Regions from separate parts of the Homo sapiens genome. Here regions 2, 3 and 4 are each linked to region 1. The links are chromatin loops, found by intact Hi-C in ENCODE. Cell type or tissue: IMR-90. All regions are shown on one strand.

Region 1 (8,000 bases):
CAGAGGGAGACCCCATCTCAAAAAAAAAAAAATCTTTTTTTTCAATGAAGATCAATAAGGAAATGTTAACATGGCATATGCACAAAGCTGGGTGTTTTGCCGTTTTTTATTAATAAATATTTGTTGACTAAATAAATGAGTTAATAGAAAATCATTGTTCTATGCCAAATTGTTTGGAGCATCTAACTCATAGAGAGAAGTCTTTGTCTGTGAACTCTGGTTCTACTTCCCTATCCGCCTCCTTTTTCTCCTTGCAATTCATAGACCTGGAGAGACATTTGATAAGTGAGACATTGGGGCTGGTGGGTCAGGGAAACAAGAGTGAACAGTATCATTTTAAGGAGGCATGGATCTCAGTCCTAGGATTTGGGGCTTGGCCTGAAAATGACCATCTCTCGTACAGCAGAGCTGAAGGCGGAGGGGAAGGCTGTCTCCTCTTTCCTGGTGTGATGCCTCTCCCCATGACTTCTTTGCTTCTACAGAGCTGAACTTGTAGCCTCTTTCATACACAACTGGTTGAAGTGGATGGAAATTACATGTCTTATTGCTTCTTAAAAGAAAAAAAAACATATTAAATCTAAAAGAAATGGGCAATTTTCTCGTACCACTTTCTATTTCTGTGTAAGTTACCAAGTGCCAATCATTCTTACTTTTTAAAATTCACATTTGTCAAGCAGCATGTAAGCTTTCAGTGTTGTACAAGAAAAGATAATGCTTCATGTGGAACAGTCACTTACGCTATTCTGTGAAAGTGCCTAACCTGAAGAGAATGTATCAGATTGTTGGCTTTATAGAAATGTTAATGATTTCATTAAATTACACCCTCTACGCTGGGGTCACCAAGGAACCTCCTAAAGGGTAATCAACAAGGTATTACGGTTCTGGATATAGAATTCTTTATTGACATCAGAGTCACCACTCATTTTGCAGTGTGTATTTTAACTGGTGTAGCAAGGTGAATGCCTAAGAACCATTGTAAATGAAAGTCCCTGTGAAATTGTAGTTGGGAGCTAATGGCCATCATAACCTGCCTGACGTGTTGCGCCTTCCCTCAGCTAACTGGAAAGCTCACTGGGTGTGAACCTCTGAAAGGAGAAGGCGCGAATCAAATTAACATTTTAGTATTGTGGCACACCATGTATGTGTATATTGAAGATAACACCTGTGATCCTACCACAACAACAATCTGTTGTTAATGCCATGAGGGAAAAAGTCATCTTCCACAGTCAGGAGCAAACAAAATAAGGGAGGAACCCTATCCTATGTGAATGACTGTTGACACTGTTCACAGTAAGCAATTCAAAGCTTTGATTCAAGAGCTGACAGAGAGCAACAAGGCAGTACCGAGGCCAGAGTTCTCCAAAGGCCCCATTTCTGATGAACCTCTGTCTGCTGCAGTGTTTGATAGACAACTTGAAGTGATACAAGGTAGGGAGCTCTCAGCCATGAAGCATGATCCTAGTAATGCTATCTTCAAATTAGCCCTGGATTGAGTTAAATATCAACCAAAGGGAGTGGAACGGCCCTCATGAAATCATCCCTAAGAGAATGAGAGAGATCTAATAGTGTGGTGGTTACAGTAACCACTAACCTGCAAGAAAAATCGATATCTACACTGTGTTAGAATCACACCAAGGGCTCCTGGAGCCGAGCCATTTCAGTGAAGAATAAACCAGGATTCATTAGAGTAGAAAGTCAGAATGTGGTAGGAGGTCAAACATAAATACACCCCGGGCTGTTTCGTCTGCAAACCCAAGAAGATGGTCTTCTTTCAGGATCCGAGCATTTTTTAAAAGCATGGAATTTACAGAGCTGGGAAGTGACCTTAGCAATCATTGAGTCCAGCCCCTTCTTTTTACAGATGAGGAAATAGTGGCCCAGAAAGATGACTTGGCTCGCTCCCATTCACACGGCTGCTCTGGTGAGATTTCCTCATGCCACACTGCTCATGTCCAGCTTTGCAGTCCATGAATCAAAACACAACTGTTTATTGAGCCTCTCTGTGGAAGGCACTCTGCCAAGCTTTCGAGGGGCGTAAAGAAAGCCGCATCAGTCTTCTCCCTCTCTTTGCCGGAGAGAAGATCAAACTACATAATAGGTTACCCAAGATTCAGTGGTTAAGTGGCGATGTAAGACAACAATAAAAGAGAGCTGTCCCAAAGCAGAATATGATTGTGTGTGTGTGTGTGTGTGTGTGTGTGTGTGTGTGTCTTCTACCTAAAAAAGCCCCTTCTTCCCACCTAGGAAGTAGGTTATAAAGGCAGGGGTTTTCCTGTTCCCTTTATTATTACTTCCACTTAGCACAATATTCAGTTGTGTTTATACCCCAGTTTCTGTTTTGGAAGGAGTGCGAGATACACTCGCTGCAAGGAATGGGAGCCTGCATATGGAGCGAGAGCTCAGGCAGAATTACTAGCATCGCAGCCTTAAGTATGAGAGGTTGCCCTAACCGGAGCCTTGCACTAGCTAGGGAGAAGACTCCATCTGTATTGGTTTCTGGAACAAAGCCCAGACAAGGCAGAGTCAGTGCCATTTCTTTGCATTCACTAAATATTAAATGTTCATATGTCCTTAACAAAATTGTAGCCCCCAAGAACCATGGAATTTCAGTCAAAGAAACATGCATACATGCACATGTAGATAATCTTTCTGCTTTGTACTATTCGACCCGTGTTGAAATCCCAGGGATAACATTGCCTTTCAGATAAAGTTTGACCATCATATTACCCACACACAAAAAAGCATCACATGAAATAAAGAAACAGGAGCATGTGGTACACCCTCCAGGACTGGAGAAGAAGGTGGCTTGGTCTGGGTTAGAGACTGATAGCTAAAAACTAAGTCTGGCTGCTGAAAACTAGCCATATCTACTCAATAATGCACATGTCCCCATGGAAACTCCTTATCTTGCCTTCCACTCCGTTAAGTTTTCATATTCATGGCTCCCTGTGAAACCTAGAGAAGTATATTTCTTGAAAGTCTTGGTTAGTAGCCTGTTCACTTCCTTGCTATTCTCATGGCAAAGTACCAACGACGTGTGTCGGCAAAGAGCGAGATAGTGAGTTTACATTTTAGAGTGTAATTTCCTTATGAAGCCATCCGTTTTGTTTGTAACAGTCTGACCGTTCTAACCAGCTTCTAGGAGCCAGGCGCCAGGACAGAGGAAAAGAACTTCATTTTATTAAAATGGTGGCAAATTCGATTAGCGATTTCAGTGGCACATTAAGCAGGTTATTATTAGACAGAACTGACATTTCACATGCAGGCATATTCTTTACTTGAAAGTCAAGTGTCATTCAAAAGAGGGAGAAATTATTTAGGATTTTTGAAAACCTCAAAGAAATCCCCTGAAAACCTCTCCTTATAAATGCCTCCACCTGTTGAGGAGTCAGGGCTAGAACTGATGACTTTGATTTCTCCTTGATGCAAACAATGATACCAGAATGGAATGGCTCTGGGGAGTGCTCATAAGCAGTGGTCAGGAAAGTGGATTCTCCTTCTACATCCGTAGCTGGACCCCAGTGCTGACGGGCCTCGCCGAAGGGCGGTGTGATTCATTCACAGGGCACACCACAGAGAACTGCCCCTTCCTCCATCCAAACAGAATCATCCTCCTGCTGTATATACAGATATTGCAGCAGTCACTGAGATACTTGAAGAGTTTTTCACTGCGTCTGCCTTTGGAGGTACACATTTGGCTCGGCAGAAGCTAAACATTTTTAAGAGCACAGTAAGAAATAGGCCAGAAAACATGAAAGCTTTATAGCTTTTTAGAAAACTTGATGGTCTTGCTGGTACAGCTCCCTATGATATGGTTCAGTTGTAATAGCAATGGAAAGTGTATCAGTGCAAGCTGCTGATGAAACATCAGAAAATGTAGCCAAGGGTCTTTTAAACACATTCAAGAACTGTTCTTTTGAACTGTGCCTCTTAGCCTTGGAAAACCTCTTCAAGATTTTAAACAGGGCCCCTGGATGAACTATAGAGTGAGAACCTGAAATTATCTTGTGCACTGGAATCAATATCAAGCAATATTTTCTCTTTGAGAGAAATTCAATCTGACAGAAGGGAGTAGGAGCAATAAGGAAACTGGGACCCTGGCTGAAATGCTTGCCTGAGAAACACGCGGCAAAGCAGTACAAATTAGGTGATGTCACTAAAGTCAGAAAACCATAGTGACAGAATAAAATGTTATCTGAGCTTCAGAATACTTCATTATCACTACCACAGGTCACTAAGCTTCACAAAATGCATCCATCAGCCTTGATAGCCATTTGGAGGCCGCCGCTGGTAGCTAGATGGCGCAGCAGCGGAACACAGCCCCTCCACCTCAGGAGACCAGGGTGCAGCAGAGGCCTGGGCGCACAGAGCAAAGTTTGTTAGTCTCAAAGTGCTCTCTAGTGGCCATATGAACATAAAATTATCTGAAGCAGGGAGTCACTTGGGGAGAGGATTTAGAATTAAAGGGCTGTTGCCGAGCCTGTAATCCCAGCTATTCCAGAGGCCGAAGAGAGAGGATTGCTTGAGCCCAGGAGTTCGAGACCAGCCTGGGCAACACAGCGAGACCCTACCTCTAAAAAGTTCAATTTTTTTTTTAAAGATTAATTTTGGAAAGCAAGGTAGAGTCGCTTTCCACTGCAATCTACATCTCCTGGATCTGGGGGAACAGTTTATGAGCAACTTGCCTTTCCCAACTATTGTGCTGCTACCCATAAAACACTTATAAATTATTAAACTCAGCTGTGTGATTTCTAGACTGGATATTAGAGGTTTCTCAAATTCATGGGGAAGCATTTAGGTTTAAATTCATCCTTGCAGATTTCTAGGAGTTTCATTCATGAAGGGTATTTCTGAGTAGACGGTGAGGTACATTTATCCTGTCCATCTGTGTGACATGCAGAAGCTCTGTGCTGTGATCCAAAGCCACCTTGGCTGTAAATGTAACTGTTTAGGGAATGTGATAAGAGCCAGCTGCTAAGCTTGGTGGGAGGAAATCATTTCTGAAGCACCCACATATTCCAGGTACAGTCTCTTATTTTATCACTAGTATTCATTCAATCCTCACAAAAACCTTCTGGTGTAGGAATCATTATCTCTCTTTTTTTTCTTTTGGCCCCCAGATAAGGCAGGGGTTTACAAACTTTACATGTAAAGGACCAGAGAGTAACGATTTTAGGCTTCGAGGGTCACACGGTCTCTGCGTCTCTGCAGTGTGTGTGCATCTACTCAATTCTGCTGTTGTAAAGAGCTGTCAAGGACATCAACAAATGAGAGTGGCTATAGCCAACCAAACTTTATTTATGGACTCTGAAATGTGAATTTCGTCTAATTTTCACATGCCTCAAAATATTGTTCTTTTCTTGGTTTCATTTCAACCATTTAACAATGTAAAAACCATCCTTCCCTCAAGGGCCATGCAAACATGGGCAGGGAGGCCGTGCAAACACAGTGGCCTGTGCCAGCCAAGGCAACAGTTAGTTGTCAAGTTTGCCGAGTCCTGTGATGAGGAACCAGAATCCCAGTTTGCAAGTCAGTACGTGGTGGCCTCAGTAGTCCAAACAGCTGACTGTGGCCCAGGTTGAACTGGGAGTCATCGGTGGACATCAGCCCTCCTCCTGCTATCCACCCTATGGTAATGCTTTTTTTTTTTTTTTTTTAGAAAAAGAAAATTTAATGTGTACTTCTCTAGGAAGAGCCAAGCAAAGACAAAGAAAGACAGAAAACAGCACTGTGGGAAACCAATCTGGCACTAAGGAATATGTACAGTGGTGCCAGGAAGACTACTATTTAGGACTTTATAAAGACTTCTGAATCAGATGGAAGGCACAGGTCCCAAATTCACAGGGCTTCCTATCATTTAGGAAATCCATTAGAAATTCATGGAAACACAAATTTAAAAGCTTGCAGGCATATATCCAATCACATTCAGCAATAGGGAAATACATATAATAAGAATTGCTTCTAGGACCGGGTCTCCAATCCCCAGCTAATTTTTTGTATTTTTTTAAGTACAGACAGGGTTTCACATGTTGCCCAGGCTAGTCTTGAACTCCTAGGCTCCCGCGATCCACACACCTTGGCCTCCCAAAGTGCTGGGACCACAGGCATGAGCCACCACACCCGCCTTATTTCTCTAGAATTTAGAACAATTTCTACAATGAGCTCTTAGGCTATTTAGCAAAAGAAACACAGACTTGTTCAGGAGGATGGAGCCCTCACTAATGGGGTTCATTGCCGAGATCGTGCCACTGCATTCCAGCCTGGGTGACAGAGCAAGGCTCCGTCTACAAAAAAAAAAGAACTTTTCTTTTTCATTGAGAGAATGGGAAAGGTAAGTTATAGCAAAGAAAGAGCATATTATGGAAATGATAAAAGACATCTTCAGTATATATAAAGAATTCCTACAAATCAATAAGAAACAGTCCTACAGAAAAGTTTGCAAGATACTTGACAAACTTGACTTTACAAAAGAGGGCACAAAATGGCTGATAAACGTGTTTGAAATGTGCTCAGAGTCATTGGTCATCAGGAAAAGAAAATTAAAACTACAATGATATATCACTATCCTTATCAGATTGGCTAGAATGCCTAGAATTTAAGACTGAAGACATCAAGAGCTGATGTGAATGAGTAGGAGCTGACAAGTCTACTACACTCCTAGTGGGAGTACACATTGGCAGAATCTCTTTGGACAACTGGCCTGATCTAGTGAAGTTTAATATATGCATCCTCTGCGACCCATCCTCCATTTCTAGACATAGGCCCACAGAAACGTGCACACATGCGCACCAAGAAACGTCTTTCTATTATTGTTCATCATAGTCAAGAAACTGAGACAACCCAAATGTTCATCAACAATAAAGTGATAAATTATGGTGTATTAATACAACAGAATACTATTTAGCAATAAAAATAAGTGAACTTCTGGTACATGTCACATGGATGAATCTCACAAAGATCATACTGAGCTAGGGACACTGTGCCAGGTATTTAACTGTTGTCTTCCTGCTTCAAGCCCATCCTTTTATTCTCTGCTTGGCAATGCTGAGACTAGGACTCTGCAAAGCACATTTCTGCTTTTCTAGCTGTCTCTCTGCTAGGTTCTACCAATAGGGGGCACCAGAGGGAGGCCTCAAGGCTGTGAGGAAGACGTGACTGGCTCCTTCCTGGAGCATGGGTTGTTTTCCGTTTTTCCTCCATCACACACACAAAGAAAGCATCATTGCATCCCCTTGGAGGTCTGGGCTCTGACTCCGCAGCATCCCTCCTCTTGCTGTTCTCAATTTTAATAGTTCCAGCTTCTTTCCTTTGTCTCCCCAGTCCTAGAGGTGGTAATTGCACCCTGACATTGCTACCTACATACCTCAGTGTCTCTTTCTCTCTGTTCTGTAATACCCAGTTAGGAATTCATTATATTAAATTATCTCTGTTAAAATAACTGGTGTGGCTTCTAGAACCTGTTGCCACCAAATACAAAATAATAGCGTATGACTCAATTTATTAAAAATTTAAAAAATGGGTAAAACAAGGGGCACTTCTAGAGAGAATGGAGGGAATCTCCATCGGGAAGTGAGTGAGGTGGTGGCGGTGGGTGTGCTGTGTTCTGTTTGTTGACGTGGGTGATGATTACCCACGTGTATTTTCTTGTGACAATTCATTGCACTATTTGTTTATGCTGTGCATTTGCCCTTGTGTGGTTTTTACTTAAATTAATAATAATTTCTTAAATTCCTCAAACTTCCGCCGGGCACAGTGGCTCATGTCTCTAATCCCAGCACTTTGGGAGGCTGAAGTGGGCGGATCACCGGAGGTCAGGAGTTTGAGACCAGCCTGGCCAACATGGTGAAACCCTGTCTCTACTAAAAATACAAAAATTAGCCAGGCTAGGTGGTGCGTGCCTGTAGTCCCAGCTACTCGGGAGGCTGAGGCACGAGAATCACTTGAACCCGTGAAGCAGAGGTTGCAGTGAGCCGAGATCACCCACTGCACTTCAGCCTGGG
Region 2 (8,000 bases), 1.4 Mb before region 1:
GACAGGTCCAGAATGATAAAGTGCGGAAGTAATCACAAAATGTTTGTTGAATTAGTTAATTTAAAGTGAGACAGAAATTAATCACATACACATTGTTCTAAGTTGGAAAAAAAGGAGATAGAAACCACATACTACTACATGCAGAATACAGCAGAGTCCAACTATTTCCACAAAAACCTAGTTTCCCCCAAAGAGGTTTATAGATGTTTGGCGAAGAAAAAAAAATGTTTTGTATTAAAATAATTTGGGGAAATATAAGCTTAAATAAAATTAGAAAGAGCTGCTTCTTTTGCAAGATTTTTTAGAACTTTTAGTATACTAAGCAATATCTCCCTGAAATTGTTGATCAGGAAATTGTTGCTTTCTCCAGAACACTTACTAATATGCAATCAAACTAGTGTTTCAGAAAAACTGTTTGAGAGATACTGACATGAGAATTTCAGGAGAAATTTTGGGAAAGGGAACTAGACCTTTGCCAATGAACTCAATGTCTTCTAAATACATGTTTGGAAAAATAAAAATCTTTATTACTAAGCTGAATCTCAATCTTGGGCTTCTATTCTGCTTGATTGAAGAGCTCTCTCTGTAATCAATGACAGGTAAGCTTGATTTCAGGATATAATACCATCAGTTTGAGATTTTCCTCTTTCCCACCCTTCTCAGAGGGGCATCAAAGTGCTGGTGAGCTTCTGCAGGATCTCGTAGCATTGGGATAGCACATATGGTTCTCATCTGGTAACTGTCCATGCAGCGACCAGCTGTGGTTTACACAGGCCCGTCTGGTTTTCAGCTGTTGTTATTCTTCTCTGAGATGTCTGCCTCTGCATCTGGCTCTCCAGCCGTGTGTTCACACTACATCCACCACAATGTCACCTCCTTTTGATTAAGTGACTACTTCAGGTCAGCCAACTCTCTCTTAGCTAATTTCTGTGCTTTACTCAAACTGTGGAAGAATTAGGCTGCTTCGCCACATCACTCTATGTCCATGAGAAGCTCGGCGAAGCTGCCTAAGACCAGCCCTGCCTCTAATAGTGCTTGGATGCCAACAGGTACCAGGAATTGTCTGTGAAGATGCCATCTTCCGAGACTCCAAATAGGGTTCTGGCCTCCCAGAGCTTACCTGGGCATGAAGTCATTCCACCCTCTTAAAGAAAAGCTAGGTGGTAGTGGGGTTGGAATATGAGGGATTCGTGCAAATGATCCCGCTTTAGACACCATACTCTGATCAATAAGAGTAGAAATATACTCAGTGAATTTTAATAGGTATTATCAAAGCCTGTGGGCAAAGTGGAGCATACCTAAAAGCCTATCTCTTCATCATCACCTTTAAGGATCACCCCATCACCTTCAGGAACCTTTCATTATAACTCCTTTTAAGTTCTGCGCCCTTAGTAAATTCTAAAGATTTAATTTATAATTCGTAAAATGACTTTTCCAAAAATATTTGCATATATTCTGTTCGTGTCTCTTGCAAATGTAGAAACTTTATCTTGACTTAGATACTTTTAGCAAAAATGTGAAGCCTAATTAGCACTATAACACTAACATAAATTATTAACTCTAACATAAATTATTTAATTACCACATCAGGCAGACACCTTCAAATGGATAACCTTGTAACTAAGCAATACTAACTTTCCTCATAGACAGTTTCTACCAAAACACCAAAAGTGATTTTAAAAAAGAAAATTCTGACCTTAGGGCTAAATAAACATGTTGAGGTGACTTCCTTTGTTTCTCAAACTGTATCTCTTTATTTAAGATTAAGAATAAAGCAGAAAAATCACAGTATGTGTATCTTCATGAACTAGAAGTTGATAACAAGTTCTTTTTTACTCTTTTATAGAGTAAAAGGAAACTGATATGTTGTGTATGTGTGTGACACATGAGGTCTTTCTACATATAATATTGGATTTAGATAAATACTATTACTGCTTACCGTACAGTTAAGGAGACTGAGGATCTGAAAGGCGAAATAATTAGTCCAGGGTTATAAAACTATGAAGTTGTGGAGCTCATATCTTCATCTTCTGTTGACAAAGCCCATAGCACCTTTGGCCAACTTACTTGTCAGAGACGTGCTTTCTAAGAGATGAAAACAGAAAAAAAAATCATATATTACATCAGAAAATAGGAAATGCATTGTGTTTCTTAAAATACGAGTTAAGGAATGATCAAGCATCTAGCAGTTTTTCTCATCCTTTTTTACAGTTGACAGGTTTAGAGCCTGTTTTCTCCATAGGAAGGGTTGTGGGTAGTCACTCATGCCAACTAATACTTTTTTTTTTTTTTTTTTTTGACAGAGTTTGTCTTTTCTTGCCCAGGCTGGAGTGCAGTGGTGTAGTCTCAGCTCACTGCAACCTCTGCCTCCTGGGTTCAAGTGATTCTCCTGCCTCAGCCTCCCGAGTAGCTGAGATTACAGGCGCCCGCCACCACACCCAGATAATTGTTTTGTTTTGTTTTGTTTTTGTTTTACTATGTATTTTTAGTAGAGACAGGGTCTCACCATGTTAGCCAGGCTGGTCTGGAATTCCTGACCTCAGATGATCCACCCCTCATCCTCCCAAAGTGCTGGGATTACAGGCGTGAGCCACTACACCTGGCCGCCAACTATGTCTTTTACTGCTACCATCTTGGGGTCCACGTATCCTCATGCTTCCTCTTGCCATTGCAGACCCTGTGTGACCCACCCCAACCCCAAGCAAACTCCTCAGGGAAATCTGGTACCTAGGACCTTTATTCCCCCTGGAACTGTCTTGTGCTGACCTATTTCTTTCTCAGGCAATAGAGTCCTCGCAGAAAATCTGATACTTTATTCAGCACTTTGGAGTAGCTGGCTTAATAGACTGTCCCACACCAACAAACAGATCCCACTTCCCTAATCCTTTCCAAGCTCCCACAGATCTTGCCACTCCCAAGAGCAGGCTCGTCACTCCTGTGACACAAAGGGCACACATAGGTCATGCCAAGGCACCTATAAAGTTGTAATCCTTTGGAGGATTAGAGGAATGAGAGACTTCCACTCCCCAAGGGTAGGGATTATTGTCTGTTCTGTTACGTGTGTATCCCAAAAGCCTAGAACAGTACCTGGAACAGAGTTGGCACTTAAAAACTTAATATTTATTGAATGCAGAGTAATAGCAAGGAGAAAAGTAATAAAAGGTTTTTGCCAGTGCAGTGGCTCATGCCTATAATCCCAGCACTTTGGGAGGCCTAGGTGGGACCATCACTTGAGCCCAGGAGTTCAAGACCAGCCTGGACCACATAGTGAGGCCCCCGTCTCTAAAATAAAAAACAGCAACAACAAATGTGAGGTCTCCCTGCTGCCCTGCTCTTTCTTATTGTGTCTGGTCCTCCGAGGTGAGAACATGGTGTGCCTATAGTTCACCACGTCCTTGTTTAAGCTTCTCGTTGATTTCAAGTGGACTATTTGACCACGATAAGCCTGGAAATTAAAATCTGACTTATTTATATTCTAAATCCTGTTACTATTATACTGCAAGTTGTTGAAAGTGTTGTGCCTTTGTGTGTACATTTTTATTTCCATAAGTGGATAGAATAGAATGTAAGGATTGTAGAATCTCTGTCATGGTAAGGTTCAGCCCATTTTCTAACTCATTTTCCAGCCTGGGGTTGTTTCCCCTTTTTGCACTGGATTTCTGTCTTGCATGCTAGAATTTACCTGGGTTCTCACTGATGAATACACAACCAGTTAAGAATCTGAAAGGTGTACTAACCCTGTAAAAGTTGTATAGGCCCTAAGGTGTAGGCCTTTTGACATTTTCTGTGGTGTGTGATTTAGCCAGCCAATGAAATAATTTCTGGTCTCAGGATAGTTTTTCATCCTGCCACTAGATGTCAGGAACAATAAGAGTCAGCTTGTATCTATGTTACAGAAAAGAACCAGGCTCCAGAACTGTTTTCGTATCTTTCTCAGGACTGACATTTGTGTATTTGATAAATACTTACTGAGTACCTACTATGTGTCAGCCACAGTTTTAGACATTCAGGAAGAATCAGGACACAAAACAGACAGTAACGGACCTAACTAAGAAAAAGAGACTTTGTAGAGTTAGGAGGTGTGTGCAGGTAAAAGAGAGTTCAAGACCAGCCTGGGCAACCTAACAAGACACCATCCCTACAAATGTTTCTTTTTTTTTTTTTTTTTTTTTGAGACGGAGTCTCGCTCTGTCGCCCAGGTCGGACTGCGGACTGCAGTGGCACAATCTCGGCTCACTGCAAGCTCCGCCTCCCGGGTTCACGCCATTCTCCTGCCTCAGCCTCCCGAGTAGCTGGGACTACAGGCGCCCGCCACCGCGCCCGGCTAATTTTTTGTATTTTTAGTAGAGACGGGGTTTCACCTTGTTAGCCAGGATGGTCTCGATCTCCTGACCTCATGATCCACCCGCCTCGGCCTCCCAAAGTGCTGGGATTACAGGCGTGACCTACAAATGTTTCTTAAAAAACGTATCCAGGCGTGGTGGTGCATGCTTGTCGTTCCAGCTGCTCAGGAGGCTGAGTTGGGAGGATCACTTGAGTTTTAGAGGTCAAGGCTGCAATGAACCATGATCACACCATTGCACTACATCCTGGGTGACAGAGAAAGACCCTGTCTCAGCGACAAAGAAAAGAAACAAAATGAACGAAGGAAAGAAAGAAAGAAAAGAGAGAGAGAAAAAAAAGAAAGGAAAAGAGAGAAAAAGAAAGAAAAAGAGAGGAAGGAAGAAAGAGAAAGAAAGAAAGGAAAGAAAGAGAGAGAGAGAAAGAAGGAAAGCAAGCAAGCAAGCAAGCAAGCAAGCAAGCTTCTGGTAGGCAGCGGAGTAGGTAAAGGCAGAGAAGCTTCCTAAGGGGAATGCCAACAGGATTGGTGTGAGTTGGGGTCCTCTCTGAGGCACACAAGACACAATTCGATCTGCAAGACATTTACTGGAGGCAACACCTGTGAAGGGAAAAGGGGATGGAGCGAGAGAAGGTGGTGAAAGCGCTCAAGCCTCCGTGAAGTTCTGACCCTGTGAAATGGGGGAAGGCAGGAGCACTGGCAGTGGGGAAGAAGTGTCTTACTGTTCAGTGTAGATCTGACGTCCAGGCTGATGGGAGACACTGAGCCAACGTGGCCAGCTGAGGTATCTGTCTTTTAGGAATGGACCTACATTTGTCCTCTGCTGTGCCATCGGGAGTGTTCTGTGGATTTATGGTCCCCCTGGGAAGGAGACAGTGGATTGAGAAAGGAAGTAGCCGGTGCTGTTCCTCAATTGTGTTCGCCACTGTGGGATATCTGAGTAGTGCATTTCTTAGTGTCTTCGGAATTCGAGGAAGCTGGAGGCGGGAAAGTAGAAAGGAAAGGGACAGAAGAGCAACTACATCCGTTTCCTAGATAAACTATTGCTGGGTCCGTGAACAGTAACAGTGGCCATTCATAAAATGCTATTGATTGTTTTAATTATTTTATTTTATCTTATATATATTTTTAAAGACAGGGTCTCACTCTGTTGCCCAGGCTGGAGTGTAGTGATGCGATCATAGTTCACTATAACCTTGAACTCCTGTGCTCAAATGATTCTCCCTCTTCAGTCTCCTGAGTAGCTGGGACTACAGGTAGTTGCCACCACAGCCAGGTAATTTAGAAAAAACTTTTTAGAAACTAGGTCTCTCCATATTGCCCAGGCTGGTCTTGAATTCCTGGGCTGAAGAGATACTCCTGCCTCAGCCTTCCAAAGCACTGGGATTACAGGTGTGAGCCACCGTGCCTGGCCCTGTTTTAATTATTTTATTTACAACATTTTTTGTTATTGATCATGAGTAAATACAATTAGATATGAATTCTATATTTTTGAATAATAATTAAAACAATAAAATCAGGCAAATCAGCTGTTCCCTCTAACACCAAGCTCTGTTTTTATTAGGCATAACTTACAAAGTGTTTTGTTCCATCCTTTATAGTGTATGAAACTTTTACTAGATTTATAACAGCACAGATTGCAGTTTCTTGGTATATCTATTAATGTCATCTTCTTTTTCCTTTTAGAGGAAAAAAGAAGGAAAAAGAGAATATATGTATATATTTCACCAATATGATTATAGGAATCTTTATAGTGTATATTGGCTCAAATAAGAAGCAGGCATTTTTATCGCTGTAGCATAGTTCATCTTATATTTTATCCTTAGAGATGCTGCAAAAAATTTCAAACGATAGATTAACCACTGTTCTGATAAAATATGAAATTAAACAAGTTTATAAGCATTTTTCTACTTAGAAACTTCTATCAGTTTTAGAGATTTGGTTTAGCAGTTCCCAAAGTTCGGAATGCTTGAGTAAAACTTTCCTAAAAACAAAAGTACTGAACAAATGGGCTGAGAATCTCATGAGAAGAAACCTGTCAAGATTCTCAGTCCTTCCTACAGGGGCTCAGGGAGAAAATCCCAAAGGTAGGATTTTTATTGTTAAGGCATTGACACATTTTCTTCTTTTGAGAAACATATGAAAAATAAGAAGATATATAAAACATAATAAACTAAAGTAGGTCTATATTCAGTTAGAAAAAGAAAAAAATAGTGTCAAATGTTTAAGTTTCCATGTGACTGCCTTACAACTGTGGTAGAAGCAATATGCTCCTTAAATAGTTTTTCTTTCTTTGATTTGAACTTGCTACTTTCTTACAGTTTCACACTTTTTTTTGTCAATGAGTACATTCCTTATTGTTTTACTTTATATTTTTATTTTGATGGAACAAAGTATGTGTATATATTTATGGGGTACATGAAATACTCGCTACAGGCATACAATGCATAATAATGACATCATGGTAAATGAAGCATCCATCAGCTCAAGCATTTGTCATTTCTTTGTGTTACACACATTCCAGTTATACTCTTTTAGTTATTTTTAAATATATAATAAATTATTGTTGACTGTAATCACTTTGCTGTGCTATCAAATGCTAGACCTTATCCATTCTATCTAACTATATTTTTGTGCCCATTAATCATCCCCAGTCACCCCACCCTTCACTACCCTTCCTAGCCCCTGGTAACCATCCTTCTACTCTCTATCCCCATGAGTTCAATGGTTTTAACTTTTAGCTCCCACAAATGAATGAGAACATGTGAAGTTTGTCTTCCTATGCCTAGCTTATTTCACTTAACATAATGACCCTCTGATTCCATCCATGTTGTTGCAGATGACAGGTTTCATTCTTTCTTATGACTGAATAGTATTCCATTGTGTGTAAGTACCACGTTTTTTTATCCATTCATCTGTTGATGGGCACTTAGGTCTCTTCCAAATCTTGGCTATTGTGAATAGCGCTGCAGTAAATACAGGAGGGCACATATCTCTTGATCTACTGATTTCCTTTCCTCTGAGTATGTACCTAGCACTGGGATTGCTGGATCATATGGTAGTTCTATTTTTAGTTTTTTGAGGAACCTCCATACTATTCTCCATAGTAGCTCTACTAATTTACATTCCCACCAAGAGTGTACACAGATTCCCTTTTTTCCACATCCTGGCCAGCACTGCCTGTCTTTCTTAAATTTTTTTTTTAAAGAAATATGAATCTTGATGTTAATGTATAAAGCCACATGACTAATGATTACTGTTTCATTCAAGAAGAGGATAATTATGTGGTAATAATGATATAAACTGTAAATCCTTGCTAAAAAGATATGAATTAGTGAAAGCATGAAATATAGAAAACGAATATTTAAGGAACTAGAACAAGGCTAATATAGTGTCACCTGGCAGAGATTTCTCTGTCTGTCTGTCTCTCTCTCGTCTTAATGCACAAATAATTTGCTGCCAAAATTTGAACCCAAACAATAACAAACTCAGGTTATATTAGAAAATCAATACTTTAATTTTTAATACATGTTTAGTGATTAAAATATTTTATTCTTTTAAAACAAAAACAGATAAGCATTAAAATTATACTCCTATTCACACCCTCTATGTGCTGAGCAAACCCCCTTGCTGGTACAAGTATATTCTTCAGAACAAACCT
Region 3 (8,000 bases), 470 kb before region 1:
AGCTAACTTAACTAAGCCTCCCTCTCAGCCGAATATTTTAGTGCAGCATGTACTGGTCTGTGCCCCACATTGTTTTGTTTTTGTTTTTTTTTTCCAGCGGACTCCCAGGTATTAAAATGCGACTGCAGCGTTCAAAACACTCTAGGCAGAGGCCATCTGCTATAAGAGGTTAAAAAACTTGAGAAATGTTGGTGTTATCCCATTTTATACTGTGATTTACACAATGTGATGATGAATTTGAGATCCGCTATAAAGTATGTTTAATTTAAAGAGGTGGTGATTATACATTAACTGAGAGACTGAAACTCACAAAAATATGAATGCAGGTGGTTCACCTGGTTCCTTTCTCTCATCTTCAGAGACTAAGTGTTAAAAAGCTTTAAAAAATTGGCTGTGAAAGACTGAAATTAGGGTACATTCTAGACAAAGAGGGAGTCACTTGATCTCTTATTAGCTGTGAAGATAGAGAAGAATAGTGCTGTATAAGAGCGTTACCTTCCTTCTTCAGGACATGATATCTAAAATGAGTTGTTTAATTATGAGGAAAAAGTTAAAAGAGTTGTACTTTTAACAATGACAGTTGACATCAGGAAAAGATAGAAAGGCGCATTCCAAATGTTTTTAATGACTAGTTTCTTAACCTGTTGTATTGATCATTAATAAGATGTGAATGGACGTATTTCCAGAGTATGACATGGCAGTTTGATTTCTTAGAAACTGCTCGGTAGCCCTGCATTTTACCTTGTTTTCTTGCCTTCTCAGTAGTTTATCATTGCAGCACATTATAGTAAATATGGCCATAATTCAAATGATATTCTTGTTATTATGTAAAAGCCCTCTTTTATAAAAAAATATTTAAAGTATTCAGCAGATTTTTAATTACCAAATAAAATCATACTAAATTTTGGCTGTTGCGTCACGTTTCTTAGATAGCAGTGGCCTAGTGTGGGGCATAATAGAATTTAATTCTTCTCGAAGATTTAGAAAAAGAAAAGCGACTTCACATGGACTCTTCTACTGATGTCTGAACACTGATTTTCAGTGTAATATCCTTGTCTAAACATTTAAACTAAAGCTTTTTGTGGCTTCTATTTACTGTTAGTTTTTATGTTCCTACATATTTTTACTTGGTTAAAGGGGTGCACAGGATCTTCTGGCATCTGGAATAATACATTCAATTTTTCACGGGACTCCTTTCTTTCATAACGTAGGCAAGTGGCAAAGGAGGCACTGTCTAAATACAGTGATCCTGATAATTAATGCTGTAAAATAGATTAAAATGCTGTATTTCAGGTATTCATTCCCTTAAAAGGGCCACCAGAACAGCGTTGCTAAGCACCCGTCACTACTGCAAGTAACAGAAAATGACCCAAATTAAAGAACCTGTTCTAAGCTGTATTCTTGCATTTTCTAAAGTTCATTTCAAAAGATTTAACAAGACTCATTCAATTAGTGGGGAAAAAAGATCTGTTTTCAGCTCTGATCAGCAATTAAGAGACTGGGCTTTGGAACATCAGTTCTTTATGTTTATAATTTATTTCGTTTGGTAGGCTTTACTTTAAACAATTGTGAATAAAGATTTTTAACAAGCCACCTTTCTAGCAATCCAGATGTAAATGCTAAATACAGGACAATATATTTGTTTTAAATTTTTATTAAAATGAGTTATTTTATAGTAACTTTGCCTCATTTAAAGAAAGTTTAAATTTCACACTAATATGATATATTAATGCTTTATTATGGATTTCTTACTCTGTGAAAATCTATATGTATACATGCACACATACAGACATATGTAGTTTAGATTAAAGGATGGCTGTAATTATTCTATCTTATCATAGATGTGAGTGCTTTAGCACCTAACACTTGAGAAATAGGATGTTCTTCCTTAAGGATATTTGAATGTTGTGGGAAAATGGTACCATGAAGGAGATAGAATGGTTTGGTGAAGAAAGTAAATAAATAAATTATTAGGAGCAGAAGTTTTCTTTTTAGATTTTTTTTTTGGCAGGGGACGGGGGGCGGGGGGGTGTCCAGTAAACTGTACCCTTCTGGGTTAGACCAGAACTTCTAAGTAGTTGTGGCCAAATGGTTAGATCTTTCAGTGGCCTGGTTCTTAGCTAACACAACTGCAGTCACAAATACAAGCTGCGGAACTTCCTGGCAGAGAGAAAGGAATGAAAGGATAAGGGCTATTAGAGGAGTGGGAGAGAGGAGCAGGCGGGTTCCCAAAGGTTCAGATTAGGATCATTAGTGAAATTTTTTGCTGGATCACTTTGATCTAGACAAATCTAAAGCATATAAATATGGATTTTAAGTTATGAATGATAAGTGCTATTTTGGCTATAATCACGTGAAGTGATTCATATCCAGAAACATTGACTGTTTTAAAGCCCAAGTAACACACTTCTTTATTCTAAAGAGATGTTTTGCATTAGAAATTTATTATGCTTAGATTTATCAATTTGGTATGACAGATAGTTCTAGCAATAGATAATGTGCAATAAATAAAAGTTGTATAACTCTTGTTGGAGTTTTGTCTGAGATGAAAAGTTATTCTAATACTCATTTTTGCATAAGGCCTTTTGACCTGAATTGAGTTCTCTTGTTGGGTATTTGGAATACCTTGTCTTCTGATATGTCCGAGTTTGGTTTTCCCTATAAAGAATAACAATGTGTGTACTATAGAGATTATTTTTATATGTGTATATATATATATATATGCATACATATATAGCAGGTTTGAAAGGATGGTATTTTCATATTTAAGAAACCAGTTGTTTTAGGATTGTTGTTTATACATTGATTTTTGTTACAGACCCAGCTCTTCAGTTGAAATCCTATGTATTTAAGTTTTGAAATGTCTACTCTTAATTTTTACTGTTGAAAGTAAAAATTTTACTATTGGCAGTTGTTTTGCAGGTTGAAAACCACTACCTTTTTGGTCTCCCAGAAACAGTTTATGCCACAGATGTTATGTTGGTACGATGGTAAATTCATTTTACAAGGGAGGAATAATAATTGAAAAGTACACGCAAATATTTGTGGGCATGTCACATTTAAATAATAGTTAAATTTGGGAAACGACATACTATAGTATTTAAAAGAAAAACAGAGTTTCTCTCTTAAATGTTATCATTCCCCTCACTTAATATTAAATAGTGTTTGACATAAATGTCTTGGTTTGTACATTGAGGAGGCAGAATATATTACAAAATGTAACAAAATGACTAATATGGGACTAACATAAAAAACACTTTAGTCTTTTGTGGTTATATATATTAACTTAAAATTTGTAAAAAATTAAAACGATGTGTGGAAGTTTCAGTGAGTTGTTTTCATCCTGGTTTGTGCACAGTGCCTTTTTTTCCTTAACCTTAAACTGCAGGGAGAGATGGGGCCTGCTGTCTAGAGACCTGTAAAATGTAATCTGGATCTCTTTTTATGCCTTTTCTTTTAAATAAAACAAAATTACCTTATATAACAAGTTTAACATTGTTAACCTTTTATAATTATCTAACCATTATTTCATTTTACCTCCTGCTTCAAAGTTGTAACCTTTTATAATTATTTAACCATTATTTCATTTTACCTTCTGCTTCAAAGTTGTACATTAGCGGAGTAGACACCTGGCTGAGCTCTTAAAAGTTTATTTGGCTTTCAATTCCTGTGATAGTAGGGGGCAGTACATCTCCTTAATTATCTTTGTTCAGGGAAATGCTGAAAGGCCAGGGTAGTTAAACAAGGCCATTTGGATTTGTGAGGTCGAAGTCAGATGCAAGGAAAGTGGTTAAATGCATTATCATCTTATTGAGCCCATCATCAGTAAAGTGACCTTGATGGAGGTGGAAAAAGCCATTTGGCTATTTTATGACAGCCACCCCTGCTTGTTTTATCATTTACACATTTTTACATATGGCTTTATCATATTCTTTCTTTTCGTTTTCAAATATTATTTCCTCTGATTGTAGATCGTCAGAATGAAGGTGAAAATTAAAATTAGTTTCTTTTTAATGATAGTTAGAGTTTCTTTCATAAGTGTGTTTCATACATCGATTTATATGGAAATACCCCTTCATTAAAAATGAAGGTGATCAGGTTAGCTAACCATTCTGTATTTGCTTTTAAGGGTCTTTTAATGATGATGATTAGTCTTTTTGCAAAGAAGCTGCAATTCTGCTACTTTTCAAACTGTTTTTAAGCTAGTAAGAGGAAAGACTTGCCAACCTCGATTTTAGCAGTGGGAATAATGTTTGTTTTAACAAGTGCCTAAGTATGTTTACTTGAAAGTTATTCAAGTTTTAGTAGTTCTATTGCTGCCGTTCTGGAGTCATCACTTCCATTACGAAATTAAAACAAAGTCATAAGATTTATAGTTTATATTTCTTAACTTTATGGCCAAGATTTTCCTTGTGATGTATTTTATATCAACTCCAATAAAATGGCATTCTTGCTTATATGTTTGAACAAGTATTGTTCAATAAGAGGAAGAGTTTTATTAAACGCAGTACAAGAGCTAACGTTTTTGGAAACTCCAGTTAAAGCAATTAAGTGCTGCATACAAGATTTTTGTTTTCCTAGGCAAAGCTGTGAAACATTACTGATTGGAGTTTAGCGTATGCTTCACTTTATACTGAATTCTCTTTTGTTACAATTAATGGGAGCTGAGTATGAATCTTTTTATCATATGAAAGAAAAAACTGGCCCATTACCAAAATACCTAAAATAATATTTCATACTTTATTGGAGATATCTCCTTATCATCATGCTATGAATTATGTAACACTAAAATCTCAGGGACTCAAGATCATCAAAAATAGTTCGTTCAGGAGAGAGTCACATTTTCTTGATCAGAAAGGACTTATTTGTTTAAGAATCATTTATTTAAAGAACAAATTGGATCAAAAGGTGTTTAAAATGAAGTATAAACTCTCATTCCCCCACTCTGTTCCCACCATCAGGGCCCAAATTCAAGCTCTCTTCAGTTCTCCTTAGACTAAGCTTTCCATTTGGGTTGCCCTGCCTTCTGCCTGTCTTTTCTTTAATCCAGCCTCCACACTGTCGTCACAGTTGTCATTCTGAGTTGTGTTTTATCAGTCCCTTGGTGACCATACCTCACCCTCTACTGCTCCTCCACTCCCACCTTCGCACCAGTATTTTCGCTGGTCGGTGCTGCCTGTGCCCCTTCCTTGCATCTCACAGAGTTTCCAAGAGCTGACTTGCATGGTATTTCTTTTTTTTTTTTTTTTTTTTTTTTTTGAGACCGAGTCTCACTAGGCTGACCAGGCTGGAGTGCAGTGGCATGATCTCGCCTCACTGCAGCCTCCGCCTCCCGGGTTCAAGCGATTCTCCTGCCTCAGCCTCCCGAGTAGCTGGGATTACAGGCGTGCACCAACACACCCAGCTAATTTTGTGTATTTTAGTAGAGACAGGGTCTCACCATGTTGGCCAGGCTGGTCTCGAACTCCTGACCTCAGGTGATCCACCCGCCTCAGCCTCCCAAAGTGCTGGGATGATAGGCATGAGCCACCGCACCCGGCCTTGCACAGCATTTCTTGTGGCTCCTCCTCCTCTCGGGCTTCCTTAGCACCTGATTCTTATTTCTGTGAGCACTTAACACATTATCCTGTAGTCATTTGTTTACATTTCTGTCTCCCCCACTAGGGGGACAGGTTCTTTCAGAAAACCACTTTGTCTCATTCGTCCTTACATACCAGCACTAAGCATGATGCTAAGAAAATAGTTATTCCATAAGTCTCGAATGCTTATTGGATGAGTACACTAAATATAATTTAATTTTGTGGTGATGGAAGGTCATTACAAACATCAGTTATTTTATTGTTCTGTGTGAAAATATAATGGCTTACATAGGAGCTGATAAGGCTGAGTATCCCTGTCTAACTGGCCTGTCCGTGCTGTCAGCTTTCACTTCTTACTACTGCTCTGTCATCAAACAACACAGGTTATTTTGTTGTTGTTATTGTAATGTATGAATGAAATAAGAACAGAAAGGTTCTGAGTAAAGACTCAGAGCTAATTTCATTAACTTCATTAGTTTTGGCTTCTCTGAAGACCTTTTGGCTTAATGCCTCCATTTCTTTGCATTTTCTGTTGGGTGAGATTTTGGGGTAGCTAAGTTCCGATAGGTGTTAGGTGTTTAGGTGAAGCAAAATGTTAATTTCCACAATGAAAAGAAGTTCATTGAAGCCTAACAGTAAGTTTGAGTAAGAAAAAAATGTTAACTTACATGTACAGTTAACTTGAAATGTATATACATTGATAAAGATACTCATGATTATAATTTTTTAAAAACTGGTAAACATCATATCTAATGCAACTCTCTTTGGATGACTAAAGTAGGGAAGAGATAATCTTTAAGATGATAATTTAGAACAAGAATCAGTACACCTTCCGTGATTGTGTTACCAGAAGATTAATAGGTGAGGAATGTTGGAAGGACTGACAAATGTTTTGCCGTCGAGAGATTTACAGGTGAGGAGTACTAGAAGAAGAGGAAAAGAAACTCCGTATTTCTGCTCTCTTGCTCCATCTTCATCTACCTTAAGAACAAAAACAGCTGGGCCCGGCATGGTGGCTCATGCCTGTAATCCCAGCACATTGGGAGGCCGAGGCAAGTGGATCACCTCAGGTCAGGAGTTCAAGACCAGCCTGGCCAACATGGAGAAACCTGGTCTTTACTAAAAATACGAACAAATTAGCCGGGCGTGGTGACATGCGCCTGTAATCCCAGCTACTCGGAAGGCTGAGGCAGGAGAATCTCTTGCACCTGGGAGGCGGAGGTTGCAGTGAGCCGAGATTGTGCCACTGCACTCCAACCTGGGTGACAGAGCAAGACTCTGTCTCTCAAAAAAAAAAAAAAAAGAACAAAAACCCCACAATACTCTAAAAACCAATTTTACTTTTTCCTGAGAAAATGAATAGAATTAGAGACTTTTAGAACTGAAGATAATCTTCAAAATTATGTAATCCAGACTGGACATTTTCTAAGAAGAGAAGCCAAGGCCTAATAATAGCTGACATTTATTATTTACTGAAAGATAAGCATCTGTGTTAAACCCATTATATATGATTTCATCTCATCTTCAGAACAACTCATGAAATTAAATACTTTTATGATCTCTATTTTAAAGATATGGAAACTAAGTCATAGAACAGTTAAGTTGGTTGTTAGTGAGAGGTTTGAACCCAGACATGCAAATACCTAAATCATGTATATCTTTTTTTTTTTTTTTTTGAGGATAGACCTTGTCTCGATACCTAGACTGGAGTGCATTGGCATGAACACGGCTCACCACAGCCTCCAACTCCTAGGCACAAGTGATCCTCTCACCTCAGCCTTGCCAATGGTTGGGACCACAGGTGTGTGCCACCATGCCCAGCTAATTTTTTAAATATTGTTTTGTAGAAAAAGGGTCCCACCATATTGCCTAGACTAGTTTCCTAGCTCCTTGGCTCACGCAGTCCTCCTGCCTCGGCCTCCTAAGTGTTGGATTACAGGCGCGAGCCACCACATCCGGCCTGTCTTTCTTCATTACTGAATTCTGCATCCAGTGCAGTTGTCAAATTAGGTTTTGTTTTGATTTTAGTCCTAAATTTTGCTTTACATGTAAGTTCTATTTCCTATTCTAGAATAGAAATATGATACCAGTCTATAACTTTTCATAAACGTTGTAACCATTGGATGTTACAAACATTCTCATATTTGCTCAAGGCAAATCATTTAATTTATCAAGTGCTTATTGAGGCAATATATGTTTTGTATTGTTCTCCTGTTTTTGTTTTTAATTCAGATTTTTTAAATGAGGTGTGATCATCTATGGTATAGCTAATGTCCACTCTCTGATTAATATCTAGCAAGGATTAGCATCATTGATTTGAAAATTAATAGATTATGCTTTTATTGACATTTCTATTCCCCATTGAATGGCTTGTTTATTTAATTGATGGCTAATGTTTTTACTATTAAAGGCTATTAACAC
Region 4 (8,000 bases), 1.6 Mb before region 1:
TACCAGTACCATGCTGTTTTGGTGAGTATGGCCTTATAGTATAGTTTGAAATCAGGTAATGTGATGCCTTCAGATTTGTTCTTTTTGCCTAGTCTTGCTTTGGCTACACAGGCTATTTTTTGGTTCCATATTATTTTCAGGATCTTTTATAGTTTCTGTGAAGAATGATGGTGGTATTTCGATGGTAGCTGCGTTAATTTGTAGATTGCTTTTGGGAGTATGGTCATTTTCACAATATTGATCCTACCTATCCATGAGCATGGGATGTGTTTCCATTTGTTTGTATTGTCTATGATTTCTTTCAGTAGTGTTTTGTAGTTTCCCTTGTAGAGGTCTTTCAATTCCTTGGTTAGGTACATTCCTAAGTTATTTATTTATTTATTTATTTATTTGTAGCTATTGTAAAAGGGGTTGAGTTCTTGATTTGATTCTCAGCTTGGTGCTGTTGGTATATAGAAGAGCTACTGATTTGTGTACATTAATGTTTTATCCAGAAACTTTGCTGAATTATTTTATCAGTTGTAGGAGCTTTCTGGAGGAGTTTTTAAGGTTTTCTCTGTATACAATCATATCATCAGCAAACAGCAACAGTTTGAATTCCTCTTTACCGATTTGGATGCACTTTATTTCTTTCTCTTGTCTGATTGCTCTGGCTTGGACTTCCAGTACTATGTTGAAGAGAAGTGGTGAGAGTGGGCATCTTTGTCTTGTTCCAGGTCTCAGAGAGAATGCTTTCAACTTTTCCCCATTCAGTGTTATGTTGGCTGTGGGTTTGTCATAGATGGCTTTTGTTACATTGAAGTATGTCCCTTGTATGCTGATTTTGCTGAGAGTTTTAATCGTAAAGGATGATATCACCTTATTCCTGCAAGAATGGCCATAATAAAAAATCAAAAAATAATAGACATTGGTGTGGATGCAGTGAACAGGGAACACTTCTACACTGCTGGTGGGAATGTAAACTAGTACAACCACTATGGAAAACAGTGTGGATATTCCGTAAAAAACTAAAACTAAAACTATCATTTGATCCAGCAATCCGACTTCTGGGTATCTACCCAGAGGAAAAGAAGTCATTATGTGAAAAAGATACTTGCACATGCATGTTTATAGCAGCACAATTTGCAATTGCAAAATTGTGAAACCACCCAAAATGCCCATCAATCAATGAGTGGCTAAAAACTGTAGTATAAATATATACGATGGAATACTACTTAGCCATAACAAGGAATTAATTAATGGCATTTGCAGTGACCTGAAAGAGATTGGAGACTATTATTCTAAGTGAAGTAACTTGGGAATGGAAAAGCAAACATCGTATGTTCTCACTCATAAGTGGGAGCTAAGCTGTGGGGATGCAAAGGCATAAGAATGACACAGTGGACTTTGAGGACTTAATGGAAAAGAGTGGGAAGGGGCCGAGGGATAAAAGACTGCAAATATGGTGCAATGTATACTGCTCGGGTGATGAATGCACCAAAATCTCACAAATCACCACTAAAGAACTTACTCATGTAACCAAATACCAGCTGTTCCCCAATAACCTATGGAAATAAAAAACTTTTTAAAAAAATGGTAGAACCTTACAGTGTAAGCTCCCTCATTGAAAGGCATGTAATACCTGTACCCTGCCTGGCCCACAGCATGTATCCAATATACAGCAGTTAACTTTTCTTTCCTGCTCTCTCCCTCCTTTTACCTCAAAGAGTTTTTAAGTAATTAAAAGAAAGATCACTCTAATTTTTAAAAAAACATTTGGAAGTGTAATCTAGGTAGCAATTTATCACAAAAACTTTAAAATAATTTATTTTTACTCTATTAAGTCTTCCATTAGGCTACAACTTGTCAATACAGCAAAGTTTCCTACTTCTCCTGATGACAGACATATTTAATCCTTTTAGTATAATGTGCTACAATGAGGTTCATAAAACTTTGAGTTTTAAAATGATTGATATACCTCCTAAAATGACCTCCTGCCCATGCTCCTTGCCAAAAAATTGATTAAATTCACATATTACATTTTTTCTAACCCTCGAAAGTAATAGGAATCATAAAATAATAATTTATAAAGAAAACCTGTAGGTCTAATTCTCTTTTTTTAAACTAGATTATATTCTAAATATTTATTAGGCAATTTCCTGGGGTTAAAAAACATACAGAGAAACTTAGATTTTTAGACTATCAAAAATAATCTGCTTCAACTTTAAATTGGTACAGTCAAATTTAAAAATAATTACAGCATTAAACAATATTCCTTTTCCAGACTCTTCCCTCTGTCATAACACAGGAATTTTGGCTTCCATCTATCCAATCCTTATGGTAATTTTAAGTTGTCAGCATGTTAAACTATTAAGTTGAAACAATAATTCTTTATTTTTTTAAACTAATATTCTGTCTAAATTGCTTCAGAGCTTCAAACTCAACATGTTTAAAAGAAACCTCTCAGTCATTCAATATTTAGTTTCCTAAGTAATTTTCCTTCTAGGCAGAAAAGTAATTGGTCTCAGAAGCTGATTTTGTTCTCCCTTCTTTGCACTGGCTGCCAGAAAGCTCAGAACCAAATGTGCGGTTAATGTATATGACCTAGAGTACGCATGTTGTTTATCAACCTCACTCCAAGCTTCCTGCTATTTTTCCTGTACTTATATTCTAATTTCCTTACTTGTCTTACTTTGCACATTTTGTGATTATATTCTGTATTTATATGTCACATTAAATTGCTTAATTTTTTAAGTTGGGTATAAATACACTCAAAAATAAATTAATTCCACTAAAGTTGACACTCCCTGCATTGTTCAGCTCAGTGCCTCTAAAGACATGATCCCTTTGTCATCCTTGACCTTACCTTTTCTTCATTCCCACATTCAATGGTTGATAAAATCCTGGAGTTTCTAACACTTAACTCTCTCTAAAAGCCTTCTTTTCGCTTTAGTGGTACCATCATTGTCTTAGTTTGGAAATTCAATTGCTTCTGCCTTGGTCTCTCAGATATTGTCTCATCGCTTCAAAACATCTTTTATACTGTTGCCAAAAATGGTTTTTGAAAAAAATGCAAGTCTGACTACACATGCCACAGTTACAATCACAAGAAAGTAACATAGTCACAAATAGGGTGTACTGCTTGGCTCTTGTTTTTGCTGAATCTGTGACTCGTGTTTACCATCAGCCATGTGTTCTCTTATAAATAGGTATTTGTAAGAAAAACTATTAGGCTTGCTTTTGTAAAAGCTAAAATGCACAAGACAGGATTTTATTAGCCTGCCGCAATAAGAACATTTATTAATTCAGAGAATCTCAAAAAAAAAAAAAAAAAAGGGGGGGTAGAGGAAGGGGCTGAAAAGGCAGAGGGCTGCAGTTTTATAGAGGCAGATAGACAAGAGGATCATCCAGAGTCGTAATGGAGTCATGGAGAAGAATGGAGATGCCTCTCATGGAAGCCACTGAGGAAGGGCAGAGCTGGGAATATGCTAGACCAGAGCATGCCCTGACAGCCATTTCTGGGAACACAAAGGCGTGGAGGTATTTTGGGAAGGGAAGGAAGGACGGGGAGATATCATAACCATCACTGTTTTCCAGGAACACGGGGTTCATGTAAAGTTGGATATTGTCATTATTCATCCATCTTGTGAAATTGAATGTCCTCACATTTCTTTTAAAACTGCACAGAAATGAAAACAGAAAGAAATGGCAATTTCCTAAATGTCCCCTGTTGTTCCCCTCGCACAGCCTTATATAAGTGGTACATTTTCATCTTAAGGGGAAGGCCGAATATACAGAGATATCTATAAGATCACTTTCAGAATCGCCAGTGAAGGGAAGAAGAGGGAGTGGTCCCAGGAAGTTGATTTACTCAAGGGACACCCTCTTCACCCCAACGCCAGGTGGCGCTGATGGAAATGGCTAGCAGGCCACACTTTGAGAAACCCTGGCCCAGAATATCATCTATCTTAACCTTTGCTGTAATTGAAATTTTCCTTTTACGTCTCACTTAATAATCATGAGCACTATGAATCCCTGTAACTCAGGCAAGAAGAAAGAATTCTCCACTGCTGATGGAGCTATTGTTTCAGATCATACCATTGATTAGGGATCAGGAGTCGTTTAGTAAGCCTCTGGTTTCCAAAGTAGCTTAAGCTCTAATTTCATAGACATTAAATCATCCTGGATTCCTCCCTCTTAATGGCATGTTGGCAGAGCAGTTATAGCTCACTAGAGAGCAGGCTTGCCTCAGCTGTTACTGCCTCAGCCAGGTGGTCAGAGGAAAAATGAATTTGCTTACCTGGGAAAACAGGTTGCCTATAAATCAAAAGAGGTCAAGTTATGTCCACCAGATGGAGGTTTTAAAATCTTAATGTGTAAGTTAAGATATAATGGATTACAGGAGGTGAGATTTTAGTAAGGTTGAATCATTTTGTTGCCTTCTGGGATGGAGGGGGAGCGAAAGGTTACTGTTACAGTGAACAAGAATGAAGTCAGATTTTCATCCGAGGTGACCTAATTACCAAGGATGTGATTCTGACTCATTAATTTTCAAAATCATATCTAATTATTGGTATGGCTTACTGAGGCTCAAAAATGTGTTTTCTAAGTGTATAGTATCTTTTCCATAAGTACTAGATTTAGGCATGTTATAAATATTGTGGTTTAAGAGGACTCTAAACAGTCAAGAAATCTCTTTCTCTGTTTCTGTCTCTCTCTATCTCTCTCTGTCTCTGTCTCCCTCTTCTTTCTGTCTCTTTCTTGTCTGCTAGTTCTTCAGCCCTGGAAATGTAAAATGAAGGGTTACAGAAAACAAGAAGAATCTGTCAGTTTTCTCTTTCGGGGCAATTAAAAAATTGATATATTATTTAACATAAAGCTTTGATGGTAACTGTGGATATCATTTATCCATATTATCTCACTAGAGTTAACTGTAGGAACACATTTAGCCATGAATGACTTTTTACTCTGAAAGAGTAAAGTCACAAGGGAAGCAGAAACAGTCCATGAGTGACAAAGGATATTATCAAAAATGCTTATTTATTCCAGTGTGTGAATATGGTATGTGTACAAAACAAATAATTTTGAATTATTTTAAAGGTTTATCCCAGCTGGGAATTATGCATCTCTTATTCCGTAACTTGGCCTTTTTTGTCTTGAAATTTCAATGGTATACTTGTTTCTCACCACCTTTTTTAGAAAAGTGTAAAAACTTACATAATAACACTTGTCTCCTGACATACTGGAGATGTTTCCCATTTGACTCTCTGCTGTTAACCGATGAGCTTAACATCTTGCTACCCTGAGATGCCCAGCAGAGAACATGACTTTTTTGTAGGGGAAAGGACACTTGAGTATGTGGGTCTTTCAGTACGCAGATTCCTCATAGGTCTCTTCACGTAAGTTCTTCTTTCCCTAACTTAAATCCTTAGCTACCTTTAAAATATCACACATTTGTATTTCAGACCTTTGTTGAGATGTTTTTCTTTTGACTTACAACTTTAAAGTTCTTCCACATAAAATAGTCTATTTTAAAAAATTTAAATTTTTGAAACATATTAAATCATTTGATAGATACTATTACCCTTAATGGGAAGGAAAGAAATAATACACACCTTTAATTTTCTTTAGTAAAGTGAATTTTAATGAGAACAATGGAAATGGGAATTGTGATTCTAGGTGTGACTCATATTTTGACACAGGTTTCTGACTTGAAGTCATTTAATCATATGTACTTTTAATTCATGTGGATTAGGGTTAAAATTCATTTCTTTAGCTTATTTTTAAGTAGTTATAAAAGTGAAGGTGAACTTTTATTTTTATTTAGATTGAAATTATTATTTTCCGTTATATTTTCAGACTTTTAAACTAAGCATGAAGTCCCTCTACTTTTCTATGTTCTCATCTTAGTTCTATGGGCATCAGAGCTGAATTGATTTGTAGAAAGTTCCTTAAGCAGACCGATATTATTCCTGCAAAGTAAATCCATATTAATATAGATAACGAGGTATGTAAAGAGATGGATTTAGTTCTCAGTATTATGCTTGAAGTGAGTCGACCTCGGAAAAATTGAACATGAATGCTTCACCTCAATGAGAATGGTTGTCTGCGCAGTATATACAATTTTTAGTCAGCTATGTAGGTCCATATCTATGACCCAGAAAATATATGTACCAGCTCATTTGCCTGATTCTTTGATATTCTGTGAACATGCTGAGCCAAAGATGAGGACATGTTCTATCCATAATAGTCCATTTGCAAATAAATGCACAGGCTTGTTATGGGAAACATCATTTGTTGCCTTGCTTGCTTTGGGAAGCACCATTTGTTGCCTTAGCAAACAACAAATGATGTTTCCTGCCTTTGAGTTTCCAGTTACATTACTGGAATAAGCCATTGGCACAATCAGAAATATGCTTTCGCTACTCTGTATTTTCTTTCTACAAGAATTTAGAGAATTCAAGGACAACAAATGATATGATTCCTCATTCAACAGCTCAGTAAAGCATGTCCTTAGCATATGCCTTTGAAACTGAAGAGATAAAATCGGGAAAATTAAATTTACTTGTATGAATTATTTCTTAAAATATATAAAAATAATTGGCAATCCAAGTATAATTTTTAAATACTGCCACTGAGACTACTACAACTATTCCCATTTCAGTATCTCTTGTTTTGATGAGCAGTAGGACAAGCTCTTCAGTTGATGATGTTTTTCCATACTAAAAAAAATGTGTATGTTTCCTTTGTCATGTTTGACATATATGATCCATTCTGCCAATAGTTTCAGCATCCTCGCCACTGTAAATGATCATTTCATTGGAGTAAGTAAAGGGAAATCACCAGACCTTGAAAGACAAACCTATTGAACAGTATTTTGATTAATATACTGATTTTCTATTGTAGAAATGAACAATGAATATTTGTTGTAGAAATAAGAATAAATGATTATATGCATTTTTCTGATTAGAATATAAAAGAATGTAATTAAAGGATTTACCAATATAACAAACAGACAAACATGGGTGCTATGGTTTGAATATGGGTTATCCCCACCAAAACTTTTGTTGAGGCTTGGTCTCCAATTGAGCAGTATTCAGAGGTGGTACTTTTGAGAGGTGATTAGGTCATTAAGATGCATCAATGACTTTCTGGTGAAACTAGGTTAGTTCTCAAGGGAAGGGTTTCGTTATCACAGGAGCAAATTAGTCAGCTAAATAAATCTCTTTCTTTTATAAATTACTCAATTGCAGATATTCTCTTACAGTGACAGAAAACAGCCTACCATACATCATAACGCAAGTCTGTTGAGGCTGGTGAAACAAAATCTGGTGACTATATCACATTAATTTTTGATGATGCTAATATTGGTGATGATAATGACAGTAAGCACACATAGCAATTTGCTATTTGGTAGGGATTCTTCTAAGCATTTATATATAAAGTAATTTAGTTACCAAAATTATCCTAAGAGGCAGGTACCATTATTGTTTCTATTTTGTGTTTGGAAAAAAAAGCTATAATGCATAGTTAACAACCAGCAGCAATGATGTTTTGAAAGGACCAGCTCTCACATCCAGCTCTTATTGTGTGCACCTCTATTTTGAAATCAATCTACTTCTAGACTTACTGTAAAACTCAGTCTTAGCTATGATGTCCATGGCTAGTAAAATTTAAACTTGGAATATGTTTAAATGTAAGGCTGTTGGTTGAGTAATTGCAGATTATCACCACCCAATGAGCACCTGTTGATTTGAATACCTACTGAATTGGCTGTGCTGAAGTATAACTGTGGCCTAAAGGTCTAGCCTTTTAAACTTCCTCCTTGTCGTTCTTAAGATACTCATCCTGATAAGCATAGTCCTCTGAAACGAATCCTACATTCAGTTTGTAACTCCTTCCAAGCAGCTCAGTTCTGGATCTGCTCTTTTAGACCCCCTTTTCTTTTCTGCAGGAAGAACAAAAGAGATTTTAGAGACAGTCCTTATGAAGAGCTGCTAGACAAGCGAACCATTTCCGCA

The links. A loop is a pair of places that touch in the nucleus more often than their neighbours do. Peaks named below come from ENCODE experiments on the same cell type or tissue, not always from the same donor. Only the 100,000 strongest peaks of a DNase experiment are listed, where the experiment ranks them.
Region 2: it touches region 1 in a loop (3-fold over the local background); 7 of 110 quality-filtered maps call a loop at or near these places.
Region 3: a loop joins it to region 1, with 3 times the contacts of the local background. A loop is called at or near these places in 4 of 110 quality-filtered maps.
Region 4: a loop joins it to region 1, with 10 times the contacts of the local background. A loop is called at or near these places in 7 of 110 quality-filtered maps.

What each region holds. Positions count from the first base shown.
Region 1 is chr4:182,921,122-182,929,121 of GRCh38, forward strand. No RefSeq gene overlaps it. Among named protein-coding and RNA genes, the nearest start is that of DCTD, 7.7 kb to the left of the region's middle. RefSeq lists a silencer at 4,242-4,444. In IMR-90, CTCF peaks have their summits at 4,361 (motif pointing left) and 7,136 (motif pointing right); DNase peaks (open chromatin) are centred at 1,950, 3,050, 3,560, 4,360 and 1 weaker place; H3K4me3 peaks cover 963 bases; H3K27ac peaks cover 1,440 bases.
Region 2 is chr4:181,565,885-181,573,884 of GRCh38, forward strand. It overlaps a transcript of TENM3 not described here. Among named protein-coding and RNA genes, the nearest start is that of TENM3-AS2, 260 kb to the right of the region's middle. In IMR-90, a CTCF peak has its summit at 3,856 (motif pointing right); DNase peaks (open chromatin) are centred at 777 and 3,867.
Region 3 is chr4:182,450,321-182,458,320 of GRCh38, forward strand. The region is part of intron 3 of TENM3 (teneurin transmembrane protein 3); the gene reads left to right. Among named protein-coding and RNA genes, the nearest start is that of TENM3, 210 kb to the left of the region's middle. In IMR-90, no CTCF peak of the experiment used is centred here; a DNase peak (open chromatin) is centred at 4,271; H3K4me3 peaks cover 196 bases.
Region 4 is chr4:181,298,055-181,306,054 of GRCh38, forward strand. No RefSeq gene overlaps it. Among named protein-coding and RNA genes, the nearest start is that of LINC02500, 37 kb to the left of the region's middle. In IMR-90, a CTCF peak has its summit at 3,876 (motif pointing right); no DNase peak of the experiment used is centred here.